2 separate regions of the Mus musculus genome follow, and region 2 is linked to region 1. A link is a loop called in an ENCODE intact Hi-C map of the cell type or tissue named here. Cell type or tissue: left cerebral cortex. All regions are shown on one strand. Each heading gives the region's core, and the rest is flanking DNA. Links, peaks and the distances in the headings are about the cores only.

Region 1 (12,750 bases), core at 1,039-9,038:
GCCCAGCACTCAAATCAAAATTGGCCAACAAACACAACCCTGCTTTTTACTATTTTAACAATATTTTGAGAGAGATAGTCTACATAGTTCCAAGCATTCTTGCCTGTTGTATCTACAGCAAGAATGCAAGTCTCTGCTGCTCTTTATCCATGGTTTTTTCACAGGTTCCTGTTTCGAGCAAATAGATGTAAGGGAGTTGCAAGAGCAAGCCGGTTTCTTTGGTGACTCTCCTAATATTAGTGTTCTTCCCCTGTGATGCATCTCATTACCTTGAAAGTATCATTTATAACAAAATTCACATATTCAAGTCCTAATCCCTATGATGTGATCCTAGTTGGAGAATAAGGTCATTGGCAATGATCTAACTGAAAATGTCTAGTGTCCTTAAAAGCTGAGAAACTTGGGCACAGAGTTACACAAAAGAAAGCTGAGGCAAAGACAGAGTCGAATTCATGGGAGACCATAACAGATCTACAAATTCATGGGAGACCAGAACTGATTTTCCCTCATGGCCCCTAGGAAATCAACCATGGAAACCTTTTGGCCTCAGGCTTCTGGCCTCCAGACTTGTGGAAAAAATTCTTTGGCTTAATCTGCTCAGTGTGTGGTGCTTTGTCATAGAACCTTAGAAAATGCTGTTGGACTTTGTATGTGAGGGAATTGAAAAGAGCTTCACACTGATACTCTGCCTATGCTTTTCTCTGTGAGTAATGATGCCTTTTGTCTCTTACATAGGAATCTAGTGTCTTTTGCCAACATCCAAAAGCAGACACTAGACTGACTCGTCAACTTTAGTAGACTGAAATCTCAGACTCTGCAGAGCTCCTGATAACGGCTCAACTAATTAGGGGTTTCCCTCCTTCAAAATTTGATTTGCTTATTTAAGAATATTTAGTGAACAAGGGCTCAAATATCCATTGAAATTTTGAATTTATCATTTTCATATTATCAAAGAGGTCTATTTTATTTACGCAGTTATTTTTAGAGAAAGGGTCTCAATGTTCTAGGCTGCAACTCACTACAGACACCAGTCTGTTCTTCAAACCATAGAGAAATGCCTGTCTCTGCCTCCAAGTTCCAGGATTTCAAAGGCATGTACCACCATACAACCTTTGAAAACTTTTTAAAGTACATTATTATTTGTTCTCCACAAACTAATGGTAAAGTCTTATTGTTGAAGACTTACATATTTCATTGAACAAGAAAAAGCCAAGTTGAGCCTTCATCTCTACCAACTAGAGTTCATAGTACTGAAAGGTACTTTTGCAAGCTATTGGAGGATAAAGGCAACCACCAACCCTCTATAAACAACCCTCTGGTTAAATCCAGTTAGAAAGTGATTGGGGTTATAGCCTACTCCATGATATTCCCAAGAATCTGAGGCAGAATAGATAATGGTACTAGAGGGAAACCAAATAACATTGACTCCTATCAAATTTCTGATATACCTATCAGAATAGATGGGTGCCTCAACTCAGCCATCACAAGAGAAACTTCCTATTGCAATAGGTGGGAACTAACACAGAGACACACAACTGAAGAATGTGCTAAGTGTGAGAGATTTTGTAATATTCATTCCTAAAGGAGGTGTTTTCGCCTCCTCAAACCATGCCCCTCAAGGCTCCGCAAGCTATGTTAAAGAGAAAGTGAAAAGATTTTAAGAGCCAGAGGTAATAGGTGATTCCAAGGAAACGGTGTCTGCCAGACACACCAGGTCTGATCTGTACATGAACACACGAACACAGTGGCAGCATGTCCAGGGCATGAGCAAGTTAAAGCCAGCTGGGATGCCAGCATTGAGGAGAGGAACGGGCATGTCTTCCATCCATAATCAACAAGCTATCTCCCAATGACAACAGCTTGAAAAGGAAAAATTAGTTTCTTTCCATGGAGTCTCACTGGGTATACAAACCACACCTCAGGTTAAGTTTAATGTCTAGTAGTACATGGTCAACACAAAATAAACTCAATGGTGATTTTTTTTTAAATCTCATATTGCTTTGTTTTGTTTTGTTTTGTTTTGTTTTTGGCTTGGGTGTTATGGTTTTCCAAGTTTATTATGACTTTGTGTGTGTGTCTCTGTGGGCGTGTTTCTTCTGTTCTTTCTCTTTCTTTTTCTTTTCTTTTACTTATCTGTTTGTTTCTTAAAGGGATAAAGGCTAAAACGGTATGGAGTAGGGTGGGGAGATGAGAACGATTTAGGAGGAGTTGGTGGTGGAGAAGCTCTGATCAGAAAATATTGTAAAAAAACATGTTTTCTCAATTTTTAAAAAAGTCCATGTTTTCGGTCTCTCTATGAGTCAAGTTGTCACAAGGCTAGAGGAAAGAGCTATTATGTTAAAGTATACCAGCGTGGTGCTGGACTCAATTATGTTTTTGTGTAAGAATAAGTTAAACATTATGTTGAGATATGGTTATTGCTTAATTTAAAAATAGTGCTCCTGTCAAAAATCTTGGATTATTTACCTAACCATTTAAATTAAATTATATAACACCATTAGAATCCACCAGCTTTTCTCTTTAGTTTAATGAAAATACATTATGACCTAGGTCCCTAGTTCATTTGACCTATAGTATTGCTATCCATAATGTTGCTCTAATCTTTTTATTAGGTAGGCATAAAATTGCTAATTTAATTTTATTGGATTAGTCTATGGCTTATCTTAGACAGAAGAACTAAGAACTTACTGAGAAAGACTTTAAACATTCATGTAGTAAAGAAATCTGAGGGAGTTACAAGAGAGACATGTCAGAAGTGGGCTCAGGTTCCCTTTGACTCTTACTAACTGCACACCCCCTTTTTCGGGTTTGAGCCTTTCTACTTATTCTTTGAGTTTGGTGACAGAATGCACTTTGGGGTTCCTGGTGGGTTAAATGACCTGCTGCCATAGTCTCAGACATTTGAACACTTGGACATGATGTACATCAATTGATGGCACTGTTAGGAGCTTTTGGAGATGTCACTTTGATGGAGGAAGTGTGTCACTCAAGGTGGGCTTTGAGTCTTCAGTCTTTCTGTTTTCTTCTTGTGGTGCAAGGTGTGAGTCTTCAGCTTCCTGCTCTTTCTCCATGCCTTTGCCCTGCTACCATAGACTCTAACTTTCTGGAACCACACACCCAAACACACTCTTGCTTCTAAAAGTTGCTTTGGTAATGTGATTTTTATCACAGTAATAGAAAAATAACTAACAAAAACACATTTCAAGTTCATTACTGCCTAGGGACAGATGATCTTGGAACCATGATCTTTGTACTCCATGGGTTTAATCAATACTAGAAGATGCCACAAAGTAAAAAATTCAAGGATATCAGAAATATGACTATAGTTGACCTATTAGTAAACTGGGTGACACTTAGCATTCTCTCCTTTATCCTTCAATATAGCAATACATCCTAACTTGAAATTCCCTCATTTCAACAGTCACTTTATATCTCGAGAGACTGTCTAAATTTTAGCTTGAGTTAACCTTGAACAATTGAAGTACTTTTGAGTATGTTGCTTTTCTAAGTTAACTTTTTATTCAGTAAGATTAGTGTCACAGCTACTCCACACTGTCTGTAATGCATTTGACAGTTTCATTACAGAAAAGTACTTCCTTAGTTCTACAACTTCTTCATTCTGTTATATAAATTTCAATTTCTTACATTCAAATGTTACTTCTTATCAGGCAATTACACTATTTCTTTCACTAGTCAGTTTCAAACCTGGAAACTACATAGTGATACATGACAAAATCTTTCACCCCTTTTTTCACCTTAAACTAGTAAACTGACAACAGCTGAACAACTCTAGGACCCATGCCTTTAATTATTGTGGCTTTTATATAACTGTCTATGACAAGTCACAGATTTGGAATTTCCCTTCCTTCTGGTACCAAACACTGAGAACTGTAGGAGAGAGGAGCCTAACTTACCTCCATCTGGTTCATTTGTAACTATGCCATTGTCGTAGAAAAGTGATTAATTTAAGTTAATATTATAGCAGGGAGCTTATTTTAATATTTATTACTACAATTACATTTAATTGCTACCTAATTGCCTTTTCTTTTTATCCTTTACCCATATTTCTTCTGTGTAGAGTCTTTTCTGTAGACTGAAGATCCAGTATCAAAAAATGAATTTCCAGTATCAAAACCTCAATTTACCCAAATGTCTGAGACAAACAAGATATTTGGGATGATTTTTGTTATGTGACTGAGAACATTGTAATATCAACTAGAGAAGAAGCCTAACTTCTTCTCATTTGAATCACTTGCAGCTATTCCATTGGCACAGAAAAGTGATTGCATCAAATTAACATTTGAGCAGGAAGCTTATTTTAATGCCTTTCTCTACAATTACCTTTAATTGAATGTCTTCCTCGGTGCCTTTCTTTTTGGCTTTGTGTTGTTGTTTGTTTCTACCTTAGCCTTGTTTCTTCTCTACAGATTGAAGACCCAAGTATCAAGAGCTGAGTTTTCACAGTTAACTGCCTAGCAGTCTACCTAACTTTGGTAAGAGCCAATCAGCTGCTACTAAGTACAGAAGCCTGCTAAGAACAATCTTAAAGGATAGGCAGTTGGAATTTCCAACTGACTGCCTCTATCACAAGTATCAGAGATTTTCTGTGGAAAGTTATGAGAAGCAGTACTTTACCAAGCCTATAAGTCTTAATATAATATCTACTGTAGAGTGTTAGGATGCTTATTGAGTACTTAAGGAAAACCGTAACAGCCAAAGGGTCATTCTGTCTCCAAATACTAAAGCTAAGGCAGCCATCAGGGAGAGCTTCATATCTGTCTCGAAAGAAAAATAGGCCTAAGAGCTAATGACTTGCAAATGAACTTACTGAAAGAAAAACAAGCAAGCACACAGGGTGCAAAGCCTGGGAAGAACTGTATGTGCACAGAATTTCCCATTTTCTCCCATATTCACTGCTGCATGGATGCTCTCTGTTGGGTGTGCAGACTCACTAAGGGTCCCCAGCATAAATCCAAATGAGTTCCTCAGTACCAAATAGTCATAAATGGGCACAAAGCTGACAAGTAGTATTGCTATGATACTAGTTAACCCAATTTTATAATCATGCTTTACTTCAAAAGAACTGTCACCTGCTTGTATAAATATCACAGAAGAAAACCGCTCTCAGTTTAATGTGTTCTTAGAAAGACTTTTCTTCTCCCCTGGTGAACTTGAATGAAAGAAGTTAGTCTACACCCTGAAAGAAAGTGCAGAGCACAACAAAGTATCTTTACCAATAATAACACAGTCCCAGAAACTGGAGACTCCTCTCTGTTGTATGCTGTCTCTTGCACTAGAAGGTGGTAAGCATTTTCCAGACAGAACCTCTCACTGAACCTGGAGCCACAGAATGCGGATACTGGGTGACTAATCGAAGAGTACTTACGTCCTATTAAATTATTTTTTTTGGGTAAGGGATTGGAGAATATAAGCAAAAACATGCTTAATACTTAATGTGGAAATGAAAATGTATTATTTGATTGCTATGTACTTCTGCCTTAAAGATTATAATTGAACTTTTTTAGATTTTATCACAATTTCTTTTGACATAAATTTGTATATAATTTACGTGATGAATTCCTCCTGTTTCCTTTTTTTTTTTTAATTAAAAAACCTATTTTCTTGTCCCTTTGTAGTTTGCAATTTTAGGACCAGTAAACTTCCTGGTTCTCCTGGGCTAAGCAAATCTATGCTTGATCTTACAACTTCATCTCAGCGATTCATCCAGATATAGTAATTATATAATTTCACTCTACGTGAACTGTTTCAAATAAAAATAATCAGAACTGTGTGAATTTCATTAGGAACCACATGTATTTCTGTGACTATGTTTATTATAATATCTGAAGAATAAATACTTGTCATTTCCTATATTCATTAGTTTAGGAAATTTTCAGTGATTAATAAAATGTATTATATTTCTTTCACTTTGCATAATTTTATCTCTTAATTAGTATGCACTGAAGTATCTTGAGGCAATTAGTATTTGTAATTGTATAGTCAACAGAGCTTATTTAACTTTGCTTATTGAACATAACCAGGCAGTTACTAGTTACTAGTTACTAGTTACTAGTTACTAGTTACTAGTTACTAGTTATTTCTATTGGGGTATAAAGGATGCTTTAATATAGCATTCTCTGATAGATTAAAAGGTTTGTTTATAGTTCAGCCAAGTTCTATTTGAAATAAGGAAACAAACCAGAAATGATTCCTTATGTTTGTAATCCCAACATTTAGAAAGCTGAGGCAGGAGGATCAGTTAAGAATATGAGGCCAGCCTGGGCCACATAGTAATAAAACTATGTCTGAAAACACCAAAAATCCTTTTAGCAATAGAGAGAGGGAAAGTTTAAAGACAAGTCATCTATCTTCCTGTAAATGAGAGTAAAAGTACTCTGAACATCTCCTTATATATACCATGGACTTCTTTTAAGTTGGTGTGGAAGGCATGTTTTATAAAATGGGCATTCATTCTCAATTAGCCTTAATAATTCTATAATTAGTTTTTAATTCTTATACCAGGACTATCTCAGACCCACCAGCAATGTGGATGTCTACACAGAGGCTTATTAATATTTTAAAGCCTAGGCCTTTTGCCAAGCAGTCTCCAGAGCACTCTATCCAGACCAAACCTGGCACAATCTCCCTCCACATAGTCAGGTGTGCTTCTCTGCCCAGCTCTTGTCCATCTGTCCACCTCCATGTCGGCTGGTACGCCTGCCTCTGATTTCTTCTCCCAGAGTCTCTGCCCGGAAGATTCACCTTCCACTTCCTGCTCAGCTATTGGCCATCAGATCTTTATTAAAGTCAATCAGATACAATTTTAGAATGCCTTAGGCAGGTAAGGAAGAACGAATATTTACAAAATATGAGATCAGTGATGGGCCATTAGCTCTCTGCTAGTACAGAATTAACAATTGAATATACAGAGACACACCTTCAGATAGTGCACCCCAACTAATGCTATATAAACCACTCTTTTAACACACATCTGAATTGTTTGATGATTTTTGTTAAATACAACTGTCAAGGCTTGATTCATCCCTAGAATTTTTCTGTTTAGTAGTCCCGTGATGGTGTCTGAATTTTTATTTGTATGTTTTGCATGATGCAATTGCTCCTGGTCTAGAGGAATTATGCTATGATAATACTGTTTTATACTTTAGTAGGTTACTGGACACCTCCAATAATGCATGAAATATGAAAAGTAAGACCAAACCGAAAATACTGAAGATTTTCTAATGTTACCTACTAAAGTATTTCTCAGTACATGTTACAATTTTCTTTTCTCTCCTACCAGCATAGGAAATTCTGACCAATAACAATGACAAATTGATTAACATGGAATTTGATATCAAGGTTTTTAATTGGGGCATAAGCATGAAAGTTTTTGTAGTTTGATACTCATTTTCTGACTGAAGCATATTGTTGCTATTGTTATTGTTATTGCAGAGACGTGATTCATTTTCCAGTGTGCCTAGTAGTTCTTCTTCAAGAAAAAATTCTCAGGGCAGTAACAGAAGCCTGGGTAAGGAATACAGTATCCTATGTATACTGCTCAGCAGGTTATTTCTACTTAGTAATATCTTGTCACTGTTATAATTGGATAAAGAAAAACAGGTTTAATTCATTTTATCTGCTGGTTAGTGTACCAGTGTTAATGGTATTATCACAAATTGAGATCAGATAGCCCATGGCTTAGTATTCAAAGCAAAAACAAATGTATTTTTAAAGTAAGCTGCTATATATCTTTTATTTATGATTTAAAGTACATGGATTAAGGAACTTTCAGAAGTACGTCAACCTGAAAAGTGCTGTTTACAGAGTTTTAACTTAATTCCTACATTGCAGTTCTGTTAAATTCCTAAAAGATATGCATTCTTAGTGTATTTTATCTCTAGCATTTCACACACACACACACACACACACACACACACACACACACACATACAAAAACCAGAAGTGTGATCTTTATCTTACTATGCTGGAGACTTAAAAAATATATATCAGGTTTTGCCAGGGATGGTGGCACATGTCTTGACTCTCAGCACTTGGGAGTGAGAGGCAAGAAGGTCTCGGTGAGTTCAAGGCCAGCTTGATCTACAAAGTAAGTTACAGGATAGTCAAGGCTACATAGTAAGATATTGTCCCAAAAGTCCAATACATTTGTTTTATTTGTGTTTTTAAAATTGGTTTAAATCAAATGTTAATTGGATTAAAAAGATTGCCTGGAATTTTTATTCTTAGTTCTTTATAATTCAGATAGAATCACCCTATCAGTAGATGAAAAAAACTTGGAGAAATTGAATGTGAAATTGCTTTATAATTCTTTAGCAGAGCAGATCTGGATCACAGTTTTGCAGGTAAATTAACATAGTATTAATTTTTATTATAAAATGAAATATTTATATTTAATTTTATATAATTGAATATAAAAGTTATTCAATTATTTTGTATTCATTCCTTTATATTCATTCAATTAGGTTACATTTTATAATCTACAAGTAACTAGTGTGGCTTCCTTCTGAATAAAAGGTCAATAATTATCTTCAAAATTTAGGAGTCTATTGTATTTTTCAGAAAAGAGTACTTAACAAAATGTTTAACACTGAAACTGCTGGAAGAAAACAGAGAAAGCACTTCAAGATACAGGCATAAGTCAATTTTTTTATTAGAACTCTAAAGCACAGGAAATTAACAAGATTATCCAACACAGAGATTAACAAGTGGAATTTTATGAAATTTAAAAGTTTCTGAACAGCAAGGAAACTATTACCAGAGTAAATAGATAGCCTACAGAATGGGAAAAATAATCTTTGCCAGTTCTACTTTAGACAGGAGTTAATATCTCTAATATATAAAGAACTGAAAACAGAAAACACCAGAACCCCTAAATGGCCAAACACTGAACAGATAGTACTTGAAAGGAGTAATACAAAAGTATAATACATTCTTAAAGAATGGTCAGTAGACTCAACCATCAGGTAAATGCAAAGTAAAACTTCTTTGAGATCCTATCTCATCCCAGGCAGAATGGCTATCATCAAAAGACAAATGACAACAAATACTGGTGAGAGTGTTAGGGAAAAGGAACTCTTTGTGAGAGTGTAAACTATAGATAGATATAGGTATAGATTAGATATGAATATGGATAGATATAGATATAGTGAATGTTTCAGGAAAATTGATAGATCTGGAAGTTAACAAGTGATATAGACATGACTCACAAGAATATTACATGTTCTCTTTCATATGTTGACCCTCCTTTTAATTTTTATATTTGTACTTGTATGTACACCAGTCAGGAAATTAGAAATAGGAACACAAAGTGGATGGATGTTGCATATTATTTTATCATTATTTGTTATGGAAAAGAGTTTTTAAGGAAGGGATTAGGGATGATAATGGAATACTTGTTACTTGAAAGCTAGAAGACAACAATTGGAGACAAGTGAGAGGCAGGGCAAGGAGAGGAATAGAAGAAGAGTAAGCAACTAAGACAAAAATATATAAAAATGTTATGAAGGAAAATGTCAACATGTTAATGTGGATGAAGTGTGAAATCTTAGTTCTAAAATTTACTTTAAAATTTTTAACTAAAAAATAATTAACTCAGTAGGGCATGGTGGCTCATACCTGTAATCCCAACACTCTGGAGGCAGAGACAGGTGGGTCTCTGAGGCCAGCATGGTATACATTAAGAGTCCCAAAACAACCAGGGCTATGTAATGAGACCTTGCATCAGAAAAGTCATTAAATCAATAAATATATCATATATTTGTATTGTCAGAGTCCTCTGTAACAACTTAACTTATGCTCTCATTTTTTTAAAGTGCAAATAGAGAAAATGTGTTTCATCTACAAAATAGAATACTACTCAGCTATTAAAAACAAGGACAGCCCTTCCGGTCCCGCCAGCACCGGGGTACCTAGGGCGCAGAGTCAGCTGACACCCACAAGCTACCCAAAGACCCTCCACGGGATATTAAGACCTCTGGTGAGTGGAACAAAGCTGCTGCTCCAATCCAATCATGTGGGACTTGAGACTGCATTAATTAGGGAAGCAGAAAACCCAGCCTGATCAGGGGTGCAAGTCCCTTCCGGTCCACACCAGCACAGGGGTACCTTGGGCATGGAGTCTGAAGACACCCGTAAGGTATACAAAGGACCCTCAATGGGATCTTTTATGTTTTGTTTTGATGTTATTACGTATTTTCCTCAATTACATTTCCAATGTTGTCCCAAAAGTCCCCCATACCATCCCCCCTACTCCCCTACCCACCCATTCCCACTTTTTGGCCCTGACATTCCCCTGTACTGGGGCATATAAAGTTTGCATGTCCAATGGGCCTCTCTTTCCAGTGATGGCCGACTAGGTCATCTTTTGATACATATGCAGCTAGAGACAAGAGTTCTGGGTACTGGTTAGTTCATAATGTTGTTGCACCTACAGGGTTGCAGATCTCTTTAGCTCCTTGGATACTTTCTCTAGCTCCTCCATTGGGGGCCCTGTGATCCATCCAATAGCTGACTGTGAGCATCCACTTCTGTGTTTGCTAGGCCCCGGTCTAGTCTCACAAGAGACAACAATATCAGGGACCTTTCAGCAAACTCTTGCTAGTGTATGCAATGGTGTCATCGTTTGGAGGCTGATTATGGGATGGATCCCTGGATATGGCAGTCTCTAGATGGTCCATCCTTTTGTCTCAGCTCCAAACTTTGTCTCTGTAACTCCTTCCATGGGTGATTGTTCCCAATTCTAAGAAAGGGCAAAGTGTCCACACTTTGGTCTTCATTCTTCTTCAGTTTCATGTGTTTTGCAAATTGTCTCTTATATCTCGGGTATACTAAGTTTCTGAGCTAATATCCATTTATCAGTGAGTACATATCATTTGAGTTCTTTTGTGATTGGGTTACCTCACTCAGGATGATGCCCTCCAGGTCCAACCATTTGCCTAGGAATTTCATAAATTCATTCCTTTTAATAGCTGAGTAGTACACCATTGTGTAAATGTACCACATTTTTTGTATCCATTCCTCTGTTGAGGGGCATCTGGGTTCTTTTCAGCTTCTGGCTATTACAAATAAGGCTGCTATGAACATAGTAGAGCATGTGTCCTTCTTACTGGTTGGAACGTCTTCTGGATATGTGCCCAGGAGAGGTATTGTGGGATCCTCCGATAGTACTATGTCCAATGTTCTGAGGAACTGCCAGACTGATTTCCAGAATGGTTGTACAAGCTTGTAACCCCACCAAAAATGGAGGAGTGTTCCTCTTTCTCCATATCCTCGCCAGCATCTGCTGTCACCTGAATTTTTTTATCTTAGCCATTTTGACTGGTGTGAGATGGAATCTCAGGGTTGTTTTGATTTGCATTTCTCTGATGATTAAGAATGCTGACCATTTTTTCAGGTGCTTCTCAGCCATTCGGTATTCCTCAGGTGAGATTTCTTTGTTTAGCTCTGAGCCCCATTTTTAATGGGGTTATTTGATTTTCTGGAGTCCACCTTCTTGAGTTCTTTATATATATTGGATATTAGTCCCCTATCTGATTTAGGATAGGTAAAGATCCTTTCCCAATCTGTTGGTGGCCTTTTTGTCTTATTAACAGTATCCTTTGCCTTACAGAAGCTTTGAGGTTTCATGAGGTCCCATTTGTCAGTTCTCTATCTTACAGCACAAGCCATTGCTGTTCTATTCAGGAATTTTTCCCCTGTGCCAATATCTTCAAGGCTTTACCCACTTTCTCCTCTATAAGTTTCAGTGTCTCTGGTTTTATGTGGAGTTCCTTGATCCACTTAGATTTGACCTTAGGAATAAAAAGAAACCCTAGGATAGCAAAAACTCTTCTTCTCAAGGATAAAGAACCTCTGGTGGAATAACCATGCATGACCTAAAGCTTTACTACAGAGCAATTGTGATAAAAACTGAATGGTACTGGTATAGTGACAAACAAGTAGACCAATGGAATATAATTGAAGGCCCAGAAATGAACCCACACCCCTATGGTCACTTGATCTTCGACAAGGGAGCTAAAACCATCCAGTGGAAGAAAGACAGCATTTTCAACAAATGGTACTGGCACAACTGGTGGTTATCATGTAGAAGAATGCGAATTGATCCATTCCTCCACAGGATCTTAAGACCTCTGTGAGTGGATCACAACTTCTGCCAGGAGGCAGGTTCGAAAACGAGATAGCTGGGCACCTTCCCCGCAAGAGGAGAGCCTACCTGCAGAGAGTACTCTGAACACTGAAACTCAGGAGAGATCTAGTCTCTCAGGTCTGCTGATAGAGGCTAACATATACACCTGAGGAACAAGCACTAACTAGAGACTACTACAACAACTAACTCCAGAGATTACCAGATGGCGAAAGGCAAAGGTAAGAATATTCTAACAGAAACCAAGATCACTCACCATCATCACAACACAGCACCGTAGGTTTGGTCTTCTCATTGTGTCCTGGATTTCCTGGATGTTTTGAGTTAGGATCTTTTTGCATTTTGTATTTTCTTTGATTGTTGTGCTGATGTTCTCTATGGAATCTTCTGCACCTGAGATTCTCTCTTCCATCTCTTGTATTCTGTTGCTGATGCTCTCATCTATGGTTCCAGATTTCTTTCCTAGGTTTCCTAAATCCAGTGTTGCCTCACTTTGGGTTTCTTTATTGTGTCTACTTCCCTTTTTAGGTCTTGGATGGTTTTATTCAATGCCATCACCTGATTGGTCCTATTTTCTTGCAATACTT
Region 2 (12,750 bases), core at 2,032-10,031, 240 kb after region 1:
TTTCACAGTTAACTGCCTAGCAGTCTACCTAACTTTGGAAACAGCCAATTAGCTGCTACTAAATACAGAAGCCTGCTAAGAACAATCTTAAAGGATAGGCAGTTGGAATTTCCAACTGACTGCCTCTATCACGAGTATCAGAGATTTTCTGTGGAAAGTTATGAGAAGCAGTACTTCACCAAACCTATAAGTCTTAATATAATATCTACTGTAGAGTGTTAGGATGCTTATTGAGTACTTAAGGAAAACTGTAACAGCCAAAGGGTCATTCTGTCTCCAAATACTAAAGCTAAGGCAACCATCAGGGAGAGCTTCATATCTGTCTCGAAAGAAAAATAGGACTAAGAACTAATGACTTGCAAATGAACTTACTGAAAGAAAAACAAGCAAGCACACAGGGTGCAAGCCTGGGAAGAACTGTACGTGCACAGAATTTCCCATTTTCTCCCATATTCACTGCTGCATGGATGCTCTCTGTTGGGTGTGCAGACTCACTAAGGGTCCCCAGCATAAATCCGAATGAGTTCCTCACTACCAAATAGTCATAAATGTGCACAAAACTGACAAGGAATCATGCTATGATGCTAGTTAACCCAATTTTATTTGATTTTTTTAACATTTTTATTAGATATTTTCTTTATTTACATTTCAAATTGCTATCCACTTTCCTAGTTCCTAGTTTCCCCTCCAAAAATCCCCTACCCCCTTTCCCTCCCCCTGTTTCCCAACCCACCCACTCCCATTCCTGGTCCTGACATTCGCCTGTACTGGGGCATAGAACCTTCACAGGACCTAGGGCCTCTCCTCCCATTGATGACCACCTAGGCCATCCTCTGCTACATATACAACTAGAGCCACAAGTTCCACCATGTGTTTTCTTTAAATGGTGGTTTAGATCCAAGGAGCTCTGGGGGTACTGGTTAGTTCATATTGATGTTCCTCTTATGGGGCTTCAAACCCCTTTAGCTCCTTGAGTACTTTCCTTCATTGGGGACCCTGTGCTCTGTTCAATGGATGATTGTGAGCATCCACTTCTGTATTTTCCAGGCACTGGCAGAGCCCCTCAGAAGACAGCTATATCAGGCTCCTGTCAGCAAGCTTCTGTTGGCATCTGTCATAGTGTCTGGGTTTAGTGGTTGTTTAAGGGGTGGATCCCCAAGTGGGGCAGTCTCTGGATGGTCCTTCCTTCAGTCTCTGATCCGAACTTTGTCTCTGTAACTCCTTCCATGGGTATTTTGTTCCTCCTTCTAAGAAGAATTCTGCCTATAGGATTGCAGACCCCCTTCAGCTCCTTGGGTACTTTCTCTAGTTCCTCCATTGGGGGCCCTGTGTTCCATCCTATAGATGACTGTGAGCATCCACTTCTGTATTTGCCAGGCACTGGCAAGCCTCACAAGAGAGAGCTATATCAGGGTCCTGTCAGCAAAATCTTGCTGGCATATGCAATAGTGTCTGTGCTTGGTGGCTGATTATGGCATGGATCCCCAGGTGGGGTAGTCTCTGGATGGTACATCCTTTTGTCTTAACTCCAAACTTTGTCTCTGTAATGCCTTCCATGGGTGTTTTGTTCCCTATTCTAATCAGGGATGAAGTATCCACACTTTGGTCTTCATTCTTCTTGGTTTTCTTGTGTTGTGCAAATTGTATCTTGGGTATTCTAAGTTTCTGGGCTAATATCCACTTATCAGTGAGTGCATATCAAGTGAGTTCTTTTGTGATTGGGTTACCTTACTAAGGATGATATCCTCCAGATACATCCATTTGCCCAAGAATTTCATAAATTCATTGTTTTAATAGCTGAGTAGTACTCCATTGTGTAAATGTACCACATTTTCTGTATCCATTCCTCTGTTGAGGGACATCTGGATTCTTTCCACCTTTTGGCTATTATAAATAAGGTTGCTATGAACATAGTGAAGCATGTGTCCTTATTACAAGTTGGAACATCTTCTGGGTATTGCTCAGGAGAGGTATTGCTGGATCTTCCAGTAGTACTATGTCCAATTTTGTGAGGAACCGCCAGACTGACTTCCAGAGTGATTGTACAAGTTTGCAATCCCACCAGCAATGGAGGAGTGTTCCTCTTTCTCCACATTCTCGCCAGCATCTTGATAACCTTGCTTATTCTACTGTGGGGGTTGTTACCCCACTGGGGAAGTGCTGCCCCACTGTGGTGATGCTGTTCCTGGGCAGGTGCTCCTAGGCGGTAAAAGATAGGTAGCTGAGGGGATGGAGTTGACTTGGTGGTTAAGAATACTTGTTGCTCTTCTGAGAGCTGAGATTTAGTTACCAGAATCCTCATGATGGCCCACACCATCTGTAACTCCACTTCCAGGGCATCTGATACTTTCTGACACCTGATTTACATGTGATGAATAAATATCTACACAAGCACAATATTCATACACATTAAATAAATACATACATCTAAAACAAGTTAAGGAGAAGAAATGCAGCTGAATGTAAGCTTGTGTACCAGTAAGTAGCATTCTTCCATAGATTCTGTTTGAGTTCCTGCCTCGAGGTTCCTGCCTTGACTTCTTTCAGTGATGGACTGTGATCTGGATGTGTAAGCTAAATAAAACCCTTTCCTTCCCCCAAAAAAGAGAATTCTGAGCTTCTGGGCTAATATCCACTTATCAGTGAGTGCATACCATGTGTGTTCTTTTGTGATTAGGTTACCTCACTTAGGATGATATCCTCCAGATCCATCCATTTGTCTAAGAATTTCATAAATTCATTGTTTTTAATAGCTGAGTACTCCATTTGTAAATGTACCACATTTTCTGTGTCTGTTCCTCCATTGAGGGATATCTGGATTCTTTCCAGCTTTTGGCTATTATAATTAAGGCTGTTATGAACATAGTGGAGCATGTGTCCTTATTTCAAGTTGGAACATCTTCTGGGTATATGCCTAGGAGTGCTATTGCTGGATCTTCTGGTAGAACTATGTCCAATTTTCTGAGCAACTGCCAAACTGATTTCCAGAGTGGTTGTACCAGCTTGCAATCCCACCAGCAATGGAGGAGTGTTCCTCTTTCTCCACATCCTTGCCAGCATCTGTTATCACCTGAGTTTTTGATCTTAGCCATTCTGACTGGTGTGAGGTGGAATCTCAGGGTTGTTTTGATTTGCATTTCCCTGATGATTAAGGATATTGAACATTTTTTTTTCAGGTGCTTCTAAGTCATTCGGTATTCCTCAGTTGAGAATTCTTTGTTTAGCTCTGTACCCCATTTTTAATAGGGTTGTTTGGTTTTCTGGAGTCCAACTTCTTGAGTTCTTTATATATATATATATATATATATATATATATATATATATATATATATATATATATATATATATATATATGATATTAGCCCCCCTATCAGATTTAGGATTGGTAAAGATCTTTTCCCAATTTGTTGTCACCTTTTTGTCTTATTGCCAGTGTCCTTTGCCTTACAGAAGCTTTCCAATTTTATGAGGTCCCATTTGTCAACTCTTGATCTTACAGAACAAGCCATTAATGTTAATCCCATTTTATAATGATGCTTTACTTCAAAAGAACTGTAACGTGACCACATCAAACCTGTTCATATAAATATCACAGAAGTAGACTGCTCTGTGTTCCTGGAAAGATCCTGTGTAAGAATTAATCTTTTCTTCTCCCCTGGTGAACTTGAATGAAAGAAGTTAGTCCTCACCCTGAAACAAAGTATCTCTACTAATAATAACACAGTCCCAGATACTGGAGGCTCCTTTCTGTTGCATGTTGTCTCTTGCACTAGAAGGTGGTAAGCATTTTCCAGACAGAGCCTCTCACTGATCCTGGAGCCCACAGAATGAGGATACTGGGTGACTAATAGGACCCAGGAATCTGCCTATGGCTGCCTCCCCAGTAACCTATTATAATGGTGCTGGAGACTTGAACTCAGGTCCTTTTGCTTGTCGAACAAGTACTCTGTTGAATGAATGAATTCCCAACCCACTCAACCCCATTGCTCAGTTCTAAGAGAAAATGTCTTTTTATAAAAATGAAACAAAATTATGCCATTTCATGCCTACAAATAATAATGATTCCTGTACATCCACTCAGTGGCTGCTTATGTTTTCTCAGTTGTATTATTCATAAAATTTCCTGTGGTTGTAGGAAACAAGATCCCATACAATACATACTTTGTTGCTGGTTGATGGGTAGTCATGTATCTCTTAAGGTCAGGGATGCATCATGGAGATGTGTCCTTAGGGGACTTCATCTTGAGCAAACAACATAGGGTACTCATAAAACTTACATTGTATGAGACAATTAATTGTTCCATGTGGCCTCTTCATGTATTGAGATACAGGATGTGCACAAACTGATTTAGACTGCTGGGAGCATATTCCAGCCTACTGTTTACACAATAAACTATCATTTGTAAGTAGGAGTACACTCTAATAGAATAGCAAAAAGTTATGATGTAGCAATTTCATCAACCAGTGCATATCATCTTTTGTGACCATTAAGTTTTATGTTATATCCATAAGTGTAGTTTCTGTACTTTATATGCCTGGCAGGTTTGATTACACCAACATCATCACCAACATGAGTAATATATAGTATTGTAATATTATCACGACGATATAAGTAGTCTACAAGAATCTTTTGGTTCCATTATAATCTTATTGTAATTATTATACAGTGTATTATAAATATAAATATAGGCCACTGTAATCCACACAGTTCATCATTGAGTGTGGCATTGAAAATTGTCCTGTGTCTGTACTTTTCAAGTATTTAAATAGCAAATCATTTCCCTCCTAATCAGTTTTTCAATTTTTTCCTTTGTACCTAACTAGTTGAAGAAGTAATTAGTTCTGTTTCTCATTGTCTAGACATTGACGATTAAACAGTATTGTCTGATTGTTTTATAATTGTGATATATACTTTTTCTTTTTTAAAAAATTAACTAATTCACATTACATCCCACTCACTGCCCCCCTCCTGGTCACCCCCACCCCCATCCCTACCCTCATCCCCACTTCAGTTGTTCAGGACCCACATGAAGACTAAGCTGCACATCTGCTACATCTGTGTGGGGAGATCTAGAGCCAGCAGCTTATGTTCTTTGGTTGGTGGTTCAGGCTCTGAGAGTCCCAAATGTCCAGGTTAGCTGACTCTATTGGTCTTCCTATGGAATTCCTATACCCTTCAGGGGCTGCACTCCTTCCTATTCTTCCAAAAGAGTCCCTAAACTCTATCCACTGTTTGGCTGTGGGTGTCTGATCTGTTTGAGTCAGGTACTGAGTGGACTCTCTCAGAGGACAGCCATGTTAGATTCCTGTCTGCAAGCATAACAGAGTATCGTTTACAGTGTCAGGGATGGGTGCTTGTTCATGGGACGGGTCTCAAGTTGGGCCTGTTATTGGTTGGACATTCCCACAGTCTCTGCTCCATTTCCTGTCCCTGCATTTTTTTTGTAGCCAGCATAAATTTTTGGGGGGGGGGTGGGAGGACCCTCCAGAAAATCCCAGAGGCTGGGATGTGAAAGGCTTCCAGGACTCAATGTGGTTGACCTTAGCCTAAATGCCCAACAGTGGGTAGAGGGAACCTGAAGAGACCACCTCTAATACATAGACAGGGCCTCAAATGGAGGGATGGGGCTACCAACCCACCATCAAAATTTCTGACCCAGAATTATTCCTGTCTAAAAGAAATGCAGGGACAAAAATGGAGCAGAGACTGAAGGAAAGGCCATCCAGAGATGGGCCCAACTTGGGATCCACTTGGGCAGCCAAAGTCTGACACTATTACTCATGCTATGTTGTGCTTACAGACAGGAGCCTAGCATTACTCTCCTCTGAGAGGCTCTACCAGCAGCTGACTGAGAAAGATCCAGACTCTTACAGCCAACCATTAGACTGAGGTCTGGCACTCCTATGGAAGAGTTACGAGAAGGATTGAAGGAGCTGAAGGGAAGGGCAACCCCATAGGAAAACCAACAGTGTCAACTAACACAAACCCCTGGAAGCTCCCAGAGACTAAGCCACCAACCAAAGAGCACTTAAAGAAATGTTTAGTGTCCTTATTCATCAGGAAAATGCCAATCAAGACAACCCTGAGATTCCATCTTGCAACCATAAGAATGACTAAGATCCAAGGGCACACATTCCTTCTGGTTTGCACCTGCTCCTGGAGAAGATCCAGGACACTGGATCCCCACCCATTCCTACAACACCCAGAGGAAGACTTTACTCCCAGAAGCTCTGACACACCAGGATCTCAGGTCAGTCCCCAACCTCACAGGGGACATAGGGGACGAGGAACCACTGCCTAACCAGAGGCACACATTCCTTTCAGTTTGCACTTGGATCCTTGTGGGGCAGTGGACAGTGAGAGGTACCTTGGTTCTCAGTTAAGCTAAAGGCTTTGAAGCCCCGGAGATCATAAAGGGACAATAAGAGTTTTGTTCACCTTCTACCGGGCACCAGGCCCCTGTTACTAACCACAGCCCCCCATTGATTTGTGGCCATCAGTCATGTAAGGGCAATACCCCAACCCCTTCCACATATAGATGGGGCATCCCTAATATCTTAGACCAAGACAATAGGAAAAGAGATGTGACCTGTGGTCTCGAAGGCTCAAAGCAGAGAACTCCATGCTAAGAAGATATGTGGAAGGCATAGCTTTCCTTCCCATACATTCCTCCCTGCAAAAGGTATTTAATCACAGGCCCTCTGAGAAGTGGATTATGGTTTTACACATCCATTTTCCACTATGGCAATAAATTATTTGAAACAACAGACTATCTCTTTTCATTGGAATCCACTGTGGAAAAGAGCTATGGAAAAGGCCTTTGCCTGTAGAACCGCTGTCTAATCTCCCATAGAAGGTCTCTCTGCACCCCAGCCACAACCACCACCAAGTCTGCTGCTGTTGTTATGCCCAGCTTGAGGGAACCCCAGGAGACCACCAGGAATAGCGAGTCTGATACATGAACAAAGAGAGTCTTTATTATACAAGTGTGACTCAGATCACAAGCCTTCCCTGTTCTGCCAATTAGGAATGAGATGCTAGAGTCCAGGGCTTGAGATATATATAGGAGTATAAATAAGTCAGGATTCTCAAGCTTTAGAGTTACAGGATTGGGGAAGGGGTAAAGGAGTGTCGTCCTTCAAATTTGATAACATTTGTTCAGACAGTGGGGCAGAATCATGCAGCTGGAAAAGGACCTTCCTGGCCTTGGAAGAAGTAACTCATTCCCTTATCAGAAGCTAGTGTATTTTACAAACTGGTCACAGCTGTCTAGGAACATTTACTTGACTCTTTCCCAAAGTCTAAGAATGGGCTTATATCACTTCAAGAATATTGGCTCCTGCCTCCTTCAAGGACAGGAGCCATCTGCACTGGAGAAATGCTGATTGTTAATCAGGGGAGGAAAGGCAAGTTTTGGAATGTGGAGGCTAGGGTAGGCTACCTTTCGTCTGATCCCAAGGCCAGAATCTTCCGGAGGGAGGGATAAGGGGAGGGGATAGAAGTGCTGGCCACTTTGACTTGGTGCAGGGACAAGGGAGTGTGGGCCAAGGATGAATGCAGAGTCAGGGCAGGATACCACATGTCTCTTCAGTCCTTCCTCTGCTAGTAACTTTAGAGGTCAGTCTTGGGCGCTCTGAGATATGGGTTATCTGTGACCTCATTACCGTCAGTTGGATAGTTCCCAGTTTCTGTTTCATATGCTGAAAAAGCTTATTGATAATGTGTGGCCCAAAAATGAGGAGGAGTAAAATGAGGACAAGAGGTCCCACAAGGGTAAAGATGAGAGTTGTTAACCAGAGGGAAGAATCAAATGAGTGATACCAACTTTGGAATTCTCTTATTCCCTAGGGCACCAATCTATATGCTCCCTAACATTGGCTAATGATTCCCTAATAACTCTAGAATGGTTGACATAGAAACAACACTCTTCACGCAAAGTGACATATAGCCCTCCTTGTTATAGGAACACTAAGTCTAATCCCAGCCTCATTCTGCAGGACTACCTCATTCAGATAGTCCATGTTATGCTCTAAGTATGAGATAGACTTTTCTAGGCATTGGATGTCTTCATCTATGTCTGCCTTTGAGCTATTGTAATTCTTTCCTATAGCTATCCCAGTGCAGGCTCCAGGCAGTCTATGGCTAAGGTTAGAAAGATAGGTTTCCTTTTCTGCCTTATGATGTCTCCTTCAACATTCCCTACCAGAGTTCTCAGCATTGTCTCTTCTGAGTAATAGGTTATATGAGGTACTGAATTCTTTTGGGGTAGAGGAATTAAGAACCTCTCCATGTACACACAGGTTTAGTCCTGTTGAACATGCCTACCATGCCTCTCCGGAGGCATAATCCATTTGGAATGAACAGTGGGAATGGTCCAATTGCAGAGGTGTTGGTACCATGAGGGGACTTTTCCCAGGCAGGTACCTTGACCTGATATGGTCTGCAAGGTTAAATCCAAACCTTCCTGAGACCATCTACATACATGCAACATCCCTTTCAGACACATTATATCCAGCTATTAACCCAACACCTTCATAAACGGGGGGGGGGGGGGGGGGGAGGGGTCTAGCATTATAACATAACCAGCAAAAGGTGGTAAGTTCTGACTGGGAGACATTCAGGATTTAGAAGGTCTTTAACATCACCGACCAGAGGGGGTCCACTGGTTCTGTGTGTTTCAGGAAAAGTTCTGGAATTGAAGATCCCTGTGGTTGAATGACTGGGGATAGAGTGATCACTAGTCTGGGGGATGATGTTAACACAGGTTTGGGGTCTGTCAAAACATGATTTGGTCCTTCAGCTACTGGCAGTGGATTTACAATTGGCTTTATTGAGAGTCTAACTGTAAAAAGCAGTCCAGGGTTGTTCCCCCTGAAAATGTGAAGCCGGAAGCCCCATGATTTCTCAGTTTCCCATCCTTACCTTGCCTCCCTTTGGCAGTGAACCTAAGTAAAGCTTTGGCACTGTCCCCCTGCTGGGCAACCGTGATAAGGTCTTTCTTTGACACCTTCCACTCCCGGTACCCTGTGACTGATGTTTCGAATCCCCAAGCAGCACAGTAAAACTGTTCCAGACCCATACATGTGGTGGTTCTTCCCCCACCCCAGGACATATATAAAAAGTCCTCCATCTACAACTGGGGTAAGAGTCTCGTAAAGTCTGTTGAGTGTCAGGCCATAAATTATTGGCCAGCCAGCACAAATCAAAAGTCAAATCTGAAAACCAGAGTGTCCCAAGTGGCTTCTTCATACAAGCTAGTTAGGCACAATAGCCAGTCTCAGGATTTTCAACTACCCAGGTTAGGTCCAAAGGCTGATGTGGATTAGGGGCTGCAATGCATACAGTTAACCAAAATAGTAGGCTTGGGACCAGGTTAATTTTAACTTTACAGGATGAATGCCCTATTGGGAGTGACCTTGTTTGGGTGTTAACTGCTTTAATGCCTTGTCAGCCATAAGTGCCTACTGACATGAAGACTTGGCCTTGTGGGAAAGTACTGGCATAGTTAAGAACAAAGAGCTATAGATCTTGTGGACAAGATCTTGTGGACAGGTACCTAGCAACCCATTCTGTGCTGTTCCTCCTGTTGAACTTTTTAACTAGTCAATATCCTGCTTTTGGTAACAGGTGCATTCCCCCAGAAACAAAGCGATTCTACGTCACCCCCTTGCCCCATATCCTGCTTCTATGAGTATATAACCTGTGTGGGAATAATAAAAATTTGTCAGCTTGATCAGATCTCCTGACTTCTTGTCTGTTCTTTGCATTTCTTGTCCCTCATTCTCTCCACAGTTGATCCCCAGACCCTGTTCAACTGTCCTGTTCAGGCAATGCCCTTTTGAACTTTCCATTCCAGCAGCAATGGTGGAACCTGGTAATCTTCCTCTGAGAAGTGGGGATCAGATGGTCTAATGTGAGTGTAGTGCAACCAGGCAGTAATCCCGTCTACTTTAATGTCAGTCAGCATGGTTAGCAAGGCAACAAAAGGTCTTTTCCACCTGGGCTCCAACACCTCCAGGTGAAATCTCTTCATGTAGATCCAGTCTCCTTGTTGAAACTTGTGTGGTTCCAGAACCAGGCCTGCTTTGTAGAGGGCATGCAGTTTAGGCCTAACATACACGTGAGCCCACTGGGTTTCTCTGACCTTAGTTATTAATTCATCATCTTACAATTCTGTAACAGATGCCAACCAGAGGTTAGGTAGGATGGGGGCAGGAATAACATACATAATCTCAAAGGGGGTTAATCCCATCTGGTAAGGGGAGTTCCTCACCCAATACAGGGCAAAGAGAAGAAGCATCACCCAGTTTCCTCCAGTCCCCATGGTCAATTTAATTAAGGTGACTTTTAATGTTCTGTTCATCCTTTCTACCTGTCCTGAACTTTGGGGTCAGTATGCACGATGTAATTTCCAATCTGCCCCAATAAATCTTGTTCAGGGGCTGCCACTGACTTGTCTCAGAGGCCAAGTCAAGTGTCTGCGCCTGGGTTGGATCACCGTTCTGATCCATTAGCCAGACTTCCCCAGATTTAAAATGAATTTGGGCCCACATTTTAGCTAGATCTCTCTCCCGCCGTAAGTGGTAGGGGCACCCAGGAATGACTATGAATGAATGGGTTAGCCATCCCATTCCCAACTCCACTGTTCTTCAGTAGTCCATGAACATTGTTTGGTACCTGTGGCCCCTTGGACACAGGACTTCTTAGTAGACAGCAGCCCTTCAGCCTTTACAAACACTGAATGTCTACCTCCAGTATCCATACCAGGAAGTCTAGAGGCTTCCCCTCCACTCTAAGGGTTACCCTGGGCTTTGGGAGGGGATCTGAGCCCTGACTCCCTCAATCTTCTTCCTCGGTGATCTTGGTCTTAGTCTTTTGCTTTCTCTTTGGGTATTCTCTAGCCCAATGTCCTTCCTCCTTACAATAGGTACATTGGTTCTTACCTAAAACTTGTCTATGACATCCCTTAGGCTCTTTCCCTTCAGCAATATTCTGGAGCTGGTGCTTCCTATCTCTCTGGTCTGGATTACTATTGACCAGAAGGACTTAGCCAGATCTCTAGTAAATATCTTCCCTGTCTTAATCTTTTCACCTTTAGTTTCCCTGTTATAGTACACCTTCTCCACACCCTCCACTAAATCTCTCAATGACTTCTCCCCTAATCTTTCTAACTTCTGTAACTTCCTTCTAATATCTGGTGTTAAGTGATTTATAAACACCAGTGCTACTGTGTTAGAATTCTCCTCCTGCTCAGGGTCTATGTGCATATAATGATAGAAAGCATCCATAATCCATTCAAGGAACTCTGCTGAACCTTCACTGTCGTTCTGCCTGACATCATAAACCTTAGCCAAGTTTGTGGGTCACCTAGCAGCTGCCCTGAGACCGGCCATTAGAGACTGATGGTAGACTCGGAGACACTCCCTACTTACACCCATATTGTAGTCCCAAGCTAGTCTCTTTAGGGTAAATCCATCATTTATGTCAGCAGGATTCTGGATTGGAGTGCCATTAGCTCCCAGAACATTCTTCCAGGCCTCCAAAATGATGTGTTCCTTTTCCTCGGTAGTAAAGAGGATCAGCAAGAGCTGCTCAAATGGGCTGATGGGTGAAAAGGATAGTGCCTAAGAGGACAGTGAGCTCTCTAGGGTTGAGAGAGAATCTGGCATTCTGTATCCTCCAAATATAAAGATCAGCAGTAGCAAAGGGCCAATAATGATGAGGGTGATTTTACTGCTGGTCAACTGGTCCAGTCACACTTAGGGGTAAAAGAGTAGAATATGCCTCTGGCTCTACAGCCTCAGAAGGCACCATGCATCTGCTTCTAGTCCACTGTGCCAACCCTGCTCCCCTCCATTCCTGAAGTTGACACTATTGGGGCTGGTGGTACTTCCTCCAGGGCTCCCTCCCAGGGAAGTATGTGCTGAGCTGGAAATGGCATCTGCAGGGGTACAGGCAGTGCCAAAGCTGGCACCCCCCAGAATATGGGTGGTACTGGAACTGGCTCTGGTGGAAGTGCTGGTGGGGCTGCTTGGGTGTAAGGTGGTAGAAAGAGGACCTTCTCAGGTGTGCTATCCTATAAGATGGAGTAAAGAGGTGCAGGAGGTCTGGGGACTTCCCGTTTCTGTTCTTCCACCACCAGGGCTGCCAATGTTTCTGGTAATGAAGAAGCGTTAGCAAGAGGAAAGAGGAAGGATTTAACCCATGGTGGTGGATTAGTAACCAAATCCTTCCAAACTTCCAGGTGTCCCTGTGCTTTTTGAAACACTCAGTCTTCTATCACTAATACTATGGGGAGGTGAAAGGTCCCCTCTGGCAGCCATCCAACTTAAAAGGCTGGCCACTCTGAACTGCAATATGTGTACATCTTCCCATTCCTCACATCCACAGAAAGACTGCACTCTCTAGTCCTCACTTTTTTAAAGTGAGCTAAAACGATGTTGAGGGGGTGAGACTCAGCCTGTACTATATCTTCCATCAAAGCCTAGTACAACAAGAAATCCAATGCTGAAGGAAACACCACAGACAAACCCACAGGCAGGAAATAATCAAACTCAGGGCTGAAATCAACCAAGTAGAAACAAAGAGAACTATTCAAAGAATCAACAAAACCAGGAGTTGGTTCTATGAGAAAACCAACAAAATAGATAAACCCTTAGCCAGACTAACCACAGGGCACAGACATAGTTTCCAAATTAACAAAATCAGAAATGAAAAGGGAGACATAACAACAGAACCTGAGGAAATGC

What was found. Peaks named below come from ENCODE experiments on the same cell type or tissue, not always from the same donor. Only the 100,000 strongest peaks of a DNase experiment are listed, where the experiment ranks them.
Region 2: a loop joins it to region 1, with 8 times the contacts of the local background. A loop is called at or near these places in 19 of 42 quality-filtered maps.

The regions. Positions count from the first base shown.
Region 1 is chr12:101,396,383-101,409,132 of GRCm38, reverse strand. Catsperb (cation channel sperm associated auxiliary subunit beta) reads right to left here and starts at 4,460. Exons shown (of 27, transcript NM_173023.2): 1 at 4,342-4,460. In left cerebral cortex, for the core only: no CTCF peak of the experiment used is centred there; no DNase peak of the experiment used is centred there.
Region 2 is chr12:101,157,102-101,169,851 of GRCm38, reverse strand. No RefSeq gene overlaps it. Among named protein-coding and RNA genes, the nearest start is that of Gm22749, 60 kb to the left of the region's middle. In left cerebral cortex, for the core only: no CTCF peak of the experiment used is centred there; no DNase peak of the experiment used is centred there.